2 separate regions of the Homo sapiens genome follow, and region 2 is linked to region 1. The links are chromatin contacts, found by Hi-C in ENCODE. All regions are on one chromosome and are shown on one strand. Each heading gives the region's core, a stretch centred on a gene start or an enhancer-like site at or near the end of the contact. The rest is flanking DNA. Distances are from core to core; before and after follow the strand shown. Region 1 holds the start of LINC00368 (long intergenic non-protein coding RNA 368). Region 2 overlaps ARHGEF7 (Rho guanine nucleotide exchange factor 7).

Region 1 (4,108 bases), core at 365-2,864:
CATTCTGATCAATTGGAGCAGTTGTGACTGGATAGACTGCTAGCTGATCAATTAGTACAGTCATGATTGGATAGACTGCTAGCTGGTCAATTAGAGCATCCATGACTGCATAGACTGTTAGCTGATCAATTAGCACAGTCGTGACTGGATAGACTGTTTGCTGATCAATTAGTGCAGTTGTGACTGGATAGACTGTTAGCTGATCATTTAGACCAGTCGTGATTGCAAAGACTGCTAGCTGATCAATTAGCACAGTTGTGACCGGACAGACTGTTAGCTGATCAACTGGAGCAGTCGTGACTGGATAGACTGTTAGCTGATCAATTGGAACAGTCCTGATTGCATAGACTGCTAGCTGATCAATTAGGGCAGTCATGACCGGATAGACTGTTAGCTGATCAATTAGTGTAGTTGTGATTGCGTAGACTGCTAGCTGATCAACTAGCACAATCGTGACTGCATAGACTGTTAGCACTCTGCACAGCTCCTGGTCCTCACGCCATCTCTGTGAGCAATTCTACTCCTTTCTCTCCTTTTCTCTTCCTTGCCTAATACTTTTTCTGGCAAACTGATTACCCTGTTCCATATAACACTGACTCCTCGTTTCACTAAACACCGTCCTCAGCTCTTTGTATCTAACCCAGCCCTTGCCTGGCTTCCGTGCGCTGTCCCCTCCTCAATGCCCATGCTGGCTGGGGTCCCCTGGGAAGCGGCATGGTTGTCTGCCAGGTAGGATTGCACCTGAGGGACCGGTTGTTCAATAGAACCCACTGGAGGCCACAGGTGAAGGGGGCTCTGAGCTTCCATGGGGTGACCCGCAGGAGGCCACTGCCTACAGGGCTGGCAGGAGGGAAACGTGACCATCAGAACTGAGAACGGGGGCAGGCCCTGTGGACCTGGAGCCCAGGCTCGACAGGGAGGGACTGCCAGGCTGCTGGAGCCCAGGGGGTGCTGGCCAGTCCACGGGGACAGCCTGGGAGAGGAGGCTGCCGGTTGCTGGTGGGGCCTCCGGAGGCTGCGGAGGGCTGGTGTAGGGGAGTGGGGGAGGAAACTGAAAAGGGGACAGACAGCTCTGCCAGAGTAGGGTGGCAGGGCAGCAAGCCTGGACGAGGAGCGCAGCTTCAGCCCCTCTGGGTGCCACTCTTGGCAGCACTTACAGGGGTGGGGTGGGATTGGCTAGGGTGCAGGGGAACAGAGCTGCGAGGCTCCAGCGCAGTGTGATGCGGCAAAGCACAGGAGGGCGTGTTGGGAGCTGAGAGAGAACAGCACCAGAACAGGTATGACCTGCCTTTTAGGACATTTTGTAATTCAGATCAGTGTTCGTGTTTGAAGAGAGTCACCGTCCTGCCATGGGAAACACTTGCATCGTCTTCCAACCTTGACAGGATTACGCGCGCTCCTGGACCGCATCCAAATAGAACTCTCCCTTATGCCCAGGGCTCGATGTGGCGACCGGCTGTGGGGGTCACGGACCCCTGCTTTTCTGGGGTGTGGCTGTAGTTGTAGTATAAACGGTCGTGCTTATTTTCTATACACTGACCTCACGCTCTTCACGTTCCTGCTGACCTCACAATGGTCTGTGAAGGTTCTACCCTGTTTACCACGCCCTTTCCCAGTGATACGAATATTTCCAGGCTCCTACATGAAGTAATTACACTGCTATGAACACATGTATGTATGCTGCCTTTTCTTCATTTAATGTGTTTCCTTATCCTAATACTTTACTTCTAAGCCACCTTTAGCCTTACATTTGAATTAGCTGGCACCCCACACTCACATTTTATTAGAACCTCCAGTGCTCGCATATTGCCATGAGCCTAGTCTCTTTTTCTTTCTGTCCTTTCTGTGTTTCGTTCTTAACCCCTTTGACCGATGACTTCTTTATTGGGCTGGTTGTTCCACTCCTTATTTTCTTAACTCCTCTGTGAACCCTTCGTTTCGTTTTACTGCCTTCATCTCTAACCAGTTTCCTGAGCTAAGGGAACCCCCTCCACCAGAAGTTGTTTGGTGGGGATGAGGCTTTCTCACCCCGGGCTAATTAGCTCACACTATCTAGGCAGACTCTTAATGAAATGTAGGACCAGGACAAGCTCAAAAATCCCTGTTTCTTAAAGGTCTTCTGTATATTCAATAAGACGCGGCTTCTAAAATTGGGTTCCAATTAATCAAACTCATAATTTAATTGATGTGCCTTTTTTTCCGGGAATAAATAAAAATAAAAACAAAAACAGCAACCAGGGCAATTAAAAATGCTTCCCTCTGGAAGTAAAATTTACATTCAAATGGCCAAAGCCATATAAAGCAAAAAATGTTCATGTAAGATTGATTTACTACCCAGGTACAAAATATGGCAGGGAACTAATTATGCATCAAATATTTATTTGTTGGTATCTGCTTCTGTTCTGCTTCAAAAAGTACTTCTCCAGTATAATTTTTTTTTTTTTAGTTTTGCACAGAATATAGGTAAAGCATGAACGGGCATTTTAACAGAAGAATCACAGTACCGCTCACTTCTAAGGCAGTATTTGTTTCAGGCTTTGCGACCAATCAGCAGTTTTCACACCCAGTCCTGGATTCGGTCTCTGCTATTTTACACCCAGGCAAGGGCACTGAGGACAGCACTTGCAAGCCTCTCTTAGGTAAATTCACCTGGAGAAGAAAACAGCTTTTATTTGTAAAACATTTGGCTTTCCAACAAGCCTTGTCTATCATGGCATCCTGATGATGCATACAAACAAGAGCTCACTGGACTGGCTTAATCTTCCAGTGCCTGCTGCTTTCTCCTGAGTAGGTTTTCTGGGCCGTGGAATCCTTCAGGCTCGTGTGTCCTCCACTGGCATTTGCTCCTGAGCGAGCACACGCTTAATGTGAAGCCCATGGCTACACCCCAGGGCATCCAAGTGCCCTCTGAAATGTTCTGTGTTGGAGGAGAGTTTCCTTAGCTTCCACCAGATTCTCAAGAGGCTTTTTAGCCCCAAGACCATTAAGAAAGAGTGTTATCCTGTTTTGGACCTTCTTGTTCGTGCTCTTTCTGGAAACAAAATGGTGCGAGAGCCTTTCCTACTTAGCCCTGGGGAAGTTCTGGTACCTGCCGGGTAATTATAACTTCCACAAAAAATATGCTTCATTCCTAGTTTTGAGGCTCATTTAGCAAACTAGTGAAGGAGTTTTACTCAACGCAAGTGTGATTGAGGGGTGAGGAACTAGGAAGGGGAGGGAGAATATAGGACAATAACTTGAAGAGAAGATGATAGGGTTGTGGAGAGATTGTTAAAGGTTAGGATTGGAGACAAGGAAGGTGGAGAGAGTAGGGGTGCGGAAGGCGAGGTGGGGAGATCCAGGGAATATTTCTTAGCAGAAGAGGTGAAGGGACCCATCCAAAGGATGGAGAAGACAGAAAAGGGATGGGAAAGTTAGCAGAATACCATCCAGAGGACAGGAGCAAGAGTTCTGGTGTGATAAACATACTCACCAAATTTGGGTTGTATTTTGGAAAGAAGGAAATGAGGAATTGGAGTGTGGGGTCTGGGGAGGGCAGAAATGCTGGGGGCAGCTGTGCTGTGAAACAGGAGAGGGGCTGCCACTTGCTCCAAGCCTCTTGAGCCTTCTTTCCCCCTACTTTGGCCATAAAATAATGGAACAATTGTTTTAACCACCACAAACCCCTGATGGTGAAGGAGAGAATTTTCGTTCTGCAAATATACATTTATTTCTGAAATTATAAACACAAGACAAAAATATGCTTATGGAGTTTTAAGTGCAACACACACACACAACTTTCTGAAGCTAAAATAACAAAATAATTGATGAATTAGAGGAGAAGAACATCCAAATGATTGGACTAGCATCTAAAAGAGAAGACAAATCTCAAAGCACAAATCTCAGGCAGTTTAGGCAATTCATAACAGAATGTGTGCACGTGTGCTCTCTCTCTCTCCCCAATCTACACAGATAACGTGGGTGTGTGTGCGTCCATCTATCATTGCTCACAACCATTTTGTTTTCTTCATCCCTTCATGCAGCGTAAGGCCCCTGTTCTGGTTTGTGTGGTGTTGGTGTGATGTCTGAAGAGATTTACCTCCAGTGGGACATGTGGGTGATAAACGAT
Region 2 (4,144 bases), core at 761-3,260, 110 kb after region 1:
ACCCCTGTGTTCTCAAGCAGAATGTGCTCTATAGAGATTACTCGTAACCTGCCCTCAGCAGGTCCTGGGAAGTGTAGGGTGAGGGGGTGACCTGAGAAGAATTTAAGATCGTTGGAGTAGCAAGCCCCCATCTGTGGGGTCAGGCAGGTGGCGTGAAGGGAGGAGCTGGATGGAAGGGCATGGGTGCTGGGTCCTCTCAGGACAGCCCCTGCCCAGCTCTGAGCCAGCTTTACCTGATGGGATATAGACCTGGTGTGGCCACATCCTAAATGTGTCAAGAGCAGTGGGGAATCTGGGTTTTTGGTGATACCTTCAGACTTTTCGATGTTGACCGTTTAATTCAGAATTTTATAAGATACGTGCAAGCCAATCCAAACACCTGGGAGGAAGCTGGGACCTGGAGACTTAGGGTTGCTTTCATGGAAGCCTCCCTGGAGTTTAGGACATGGCCGGGCACGTGCCTCTCAGAACAGCGATTTTCCCAGCAAAGTTTTTCACAGCCTCATTCTCTCTTTTTTTTAATTGAGTCACTTTTAAGAATAAATTGCTATTATTTATTTGTTGGATGGCCTGTGTGGAGTGTCTTATGAAGGGAGATCCAGAGAACAGAACTAAGCCTCTTACTGTCTGTTTACTTTGATTCTGTCAGCAACTTCATGAGGTGAGTAGAGCCTGTGCTGCCTTAGTGTTGGGGAAATAATCCTCACAAGGTTCTCTCTGGCTGAAAAATACACTGGATTTTCTCTTTTAAATAAGAGTCTTTTCCTTCTGTTGCTTATTGCATGACACATCGTCCTGGAAAAGTGGGCATGTGGTGGTGATGCTTTGGAGAATCAGTACTTGGTTGTTCTCCGCTCCATAATCAAATTTGAGAGGCTTTTTTTTCCAGGTGAAGGGAAAATCTTTAAAAGTTATAATACATTTCACAAACTTTTGAAAATTATATTAGAGAAGAACTGATTAATAGTTATCTCCAGATAATTTCTGGAAAGGTAGTTGGGGAATGAATGCAAGTCATTTATGTAGCAAATAATTTGTTCTTTGTTTTCTGCATAAATGGGCTGCTTTGTTGTGGTCTTTTGGTGTGTCCCTCTGTGCTGCCCTAGTTTTAAAGTCTAGTGTGTAGTGTGGGTGCGTGGTATCAGGCGCTCTCAGCTCTCTTTTTCTGTGTGCATGCTCTTTGCAGACATCGGGCTGGGGAGTGACTCCGTGTGTGCCCGGCCCTCGTCTCACCGCATAAAGTCTTTTGACTCCCTTGGATCACAGTCTTTGCACACTCGGACTTCAAAACTGTTCCAGGGCCAGTATCGGAGTTTGGTAAGTTTGAGAGATTTTGTTACTTAAATATGTTTGGGAAGGATATGAGTGTGTATGGATATATCTGAGAAGATACGTATGCCTCCATTAATGGTGTTAAACAGGGCAAAGGTAGCTGGACTTCGCCTCCGTTGTGCCTGTAATCTGGTTTGGCATTTGCTCATTACCAGATGATCCAGATATTATGCTTAATGATTGCTTTTGAGAAACTCATTTGTTTTTAGGTTGTATTGCAAGACTCATGACTCGATATCTGGAGTGATGCTGCTTTAAAAAAACACACCCCTTGTCATTTGCATGGCATTATCAGCTATGCACATGTACAGAAATATTGAGAATAAGAAATATGTATGGAAAAGTACTCAGCTCCGTAAAGAAGAGATGGTTAAAACTAAAGAATCTGGCCTTTCTTCTCTTCATGAAAGCATGGCTTAGTGTGCTTTACTAAGTCAGGATTTAGTTTACAGGGGAGGGAATCCCTTAGAATGACTGATTGGGACGCAGAGAAAGAAACTTAGATGATCGAACAGTTGTCGTGGAGAGTGAAAAAATACTCGTTTAAAAATGCTCAGGATACAGGCTGTGAGTAAAGCCCATGGAATGTAATAGTGAAGTTGAAAATGAGAAACTCAAGCAGGGTTAAACAGGGCTGCCTGTAGAGTGTTGGGGCAGAGCCAGGGCTGCCACTCTGCAGTCCTGCACCCTTCTCTGAGCTGCAGCTGGCGGGCAGTGACTTCGATTGGCTGCTGGGGATACCACTGCTTTCTCGCGACAGTACATACTTTGTTAGAAACATAGTGATCTTGTAACGTGAGTCTAGAGAGAACCCTATTCTAGAGTCATGAAGGGTCCATGGATTTTCCTCTGCCTTAACATGGGGGAGTATTGCTAAGTAAGCTGATGGTGGTCCTCAAGAAATAAAAGTTAATTTAGATAGAGTCGTGATTTGTAGAGGGAAATAAATTACAGTGGTTTATGAAGCATGTGTGAAAAATGGAAAGATATGCGAGGAATGTGATTTTTATGTTTCTGAACTTTTTGAACTCAAGCTCGCTATCATTGCTGTGTCTCCTCTTAGAGGATCCCCGAGGGGTCTGACTGCTTCAGGCGTGGTGGGCGGTGGGCTGCATGGCCTGAGTGCTGCAGTCCTCACAGCAGCCCCGAGAGGCCTGGCTGTTGCTGTTTCCTGCTTTGCAGGAGCCTGTTCTGGAAGAATTCTGTGGACTACCATTGGGAGCATTAGGATTCCAAGTTAAAGAGGACTAAACAAACCACTTTAAACACACTTGAAATGAGCTCTGTAAAACACATGAGGAAAACATAAGAGAAATCAGCTCGCCTTGGGTAAAGCTGTGATTTGCTGTCTCACCCGTTCACTGGTGGCAATTTTCATCTGATTTTTTTTTCTTTTTGAGTAGAGGACTAGATTACAAATGTATAATTTTAAGTAAAATAAAGTTAAATGTAATGTTTGTTGGTAATGTTACTGAGATCATAGTAAGTATTGGATTAATTTTTCATTAGCTGCTGAAATTTCGTTATACTAGAAATAGACTTGCGCTCTCTGACCTGTGTGAAGTCTTTTTGGGCTGATGTTTTGATTGGGTGCTAGAGAGCTGCTTTCTCTTTGATGGAATGTGCAAGACCTCTCTCAGCCATGCTAGGTAAGAATGAATGTTTCTTTACCCTTAGGTTTTTCTGTGTAGTTTATCGATAGCACTTTGTAGTAGTTTTCTTGGATTAAAAATTAAGAACTTATCTTGAAACAAGAATGGCCTAACATTCCTTTGAAGCTGGGCAGTGGATGCATGGAGGGCCACCTGTCACTCTCTCCTTTTGTGTGCATTTGAACATTTCCATGATAAAAAGTTAAGCTAAAAGGCAACTTGCAGTTTCTTGAATGTCAGTTTTGAGATCATATTAAACCTAAGCTTTGAGATTGCGTAAGACGCTTCCATCCCCCAGGCGAGGATCTGTGTTCTGAGGGGCTGGTGTTGTTTATGCCCCTTTGCTCTTGTGTTGCTCCTTCATTACCTGCCTCCCTTTCAGTGTAAGAATGTGTCCTCCAGCCACCACTGCAGTTGCTGGTTGTTTTTATAAGCTTGTTTTTCATCTGTGAAACCGTCAGCCCCCTGCCTCGGGACAGATTTCCTGTCTTGGGATATAGGCAGGCTTGAACAGTTTGATGTTGCGTTTACTGCTTTGCACTGCAGTGGAGGTTTTCACTTGTCTGCGGTGCCCCTCCACCATTCCAAGGAAAGAACAGTCAGGGGAGAGTTCTTACCCACTTCCAGAGGCTGAACTAAATCGAGCTCTTTATCCAGTTCGGCTCTGTGATGGGCCTCGGTGGTGAAGAATGTGGTAGGCGCCAGTTGTAGATTTAGGTATGGTTTTTCTCATAGATAAGGCATGAGTTCATACTTCACTCTTTGTTCGACACCGCTGGAATTCCTGGTGACTGCTGTGCTTTTAGTCTTCAACTGCTGGCTGCTGATTGGTACAGCCTTGAGTGCTGAATGCTGTTCTCAGAGTTTGGGGATGGCGTTTGTGAGGTGATTGTCCCCATCATCCTTCATTTCTGGGAGAGGTGACTTGATTTCTTAAAGTGCTGCTTCTGCTTCTGGAAACCAGGGACCTGTACGTCTGGCACAGTCCTGATGCTGGCAGCTAACCTTGGCTTTGGACCAGTCACCGAGTGTATTTCCAAGACATGCAAGAAATTATATCCAAATGTATTGTACACATTGTTAAATATTTTCATATACCATATTTTGTCAATTCAAAGACTTCTCTTTTTAAGTCATTTTAACACATCTGGAAGTACGTG

What was found. Hi-C counts contacts between places; a loop is a spot of excess contacts on that map. Pooled maps may share reads with other maps.
Region 2: a map of pancreas shows a loop between it and region 1 (2.2-fold over the local background). The contact joins the enhancer-like site here to the promoter of LINC00368 in region 1. A Hi-C loop is called at or near these places in 1 of 168 maps with a recorded cell type or tissue (pancreas) and 1 of 50 pooled maps.

What each region holds. Positions count from the first base shown.
Region 1 is chr13:111,094,224-111,098,331 of GRCh38, forward strand. It overlaps LINC00368 (long intergenic non-protein coding RNA 368), which reads left to right and starts at 1,615. Exons shown (of 3, transcript NR_120415.1): 1 at 1,615-1,671; 2 at 2,447-2,639.
Region 2 is chr13:111,208,686-111,212,829 of GRCh38, forward strand. ARHGEF7 (Rho guanine nucleotide exchange factor 7) reads left to right here. Exons shown (of 22, transcript NM_001354046.2): 4 at 1,187-1,317. Among named protein-coding and RNA genes, the nearest start is that of ARHGEF7-AS1, 62 kb to the left of the region's middle. RefSeq lists an enhancer at 3,003-3,530. Within about 2 kb of position 2,011, at least 9 of the 41 ENCODE cell types and tissues checked have a DNase peak (open chromatin) inside an H3K27ac peak, as active enhancers do.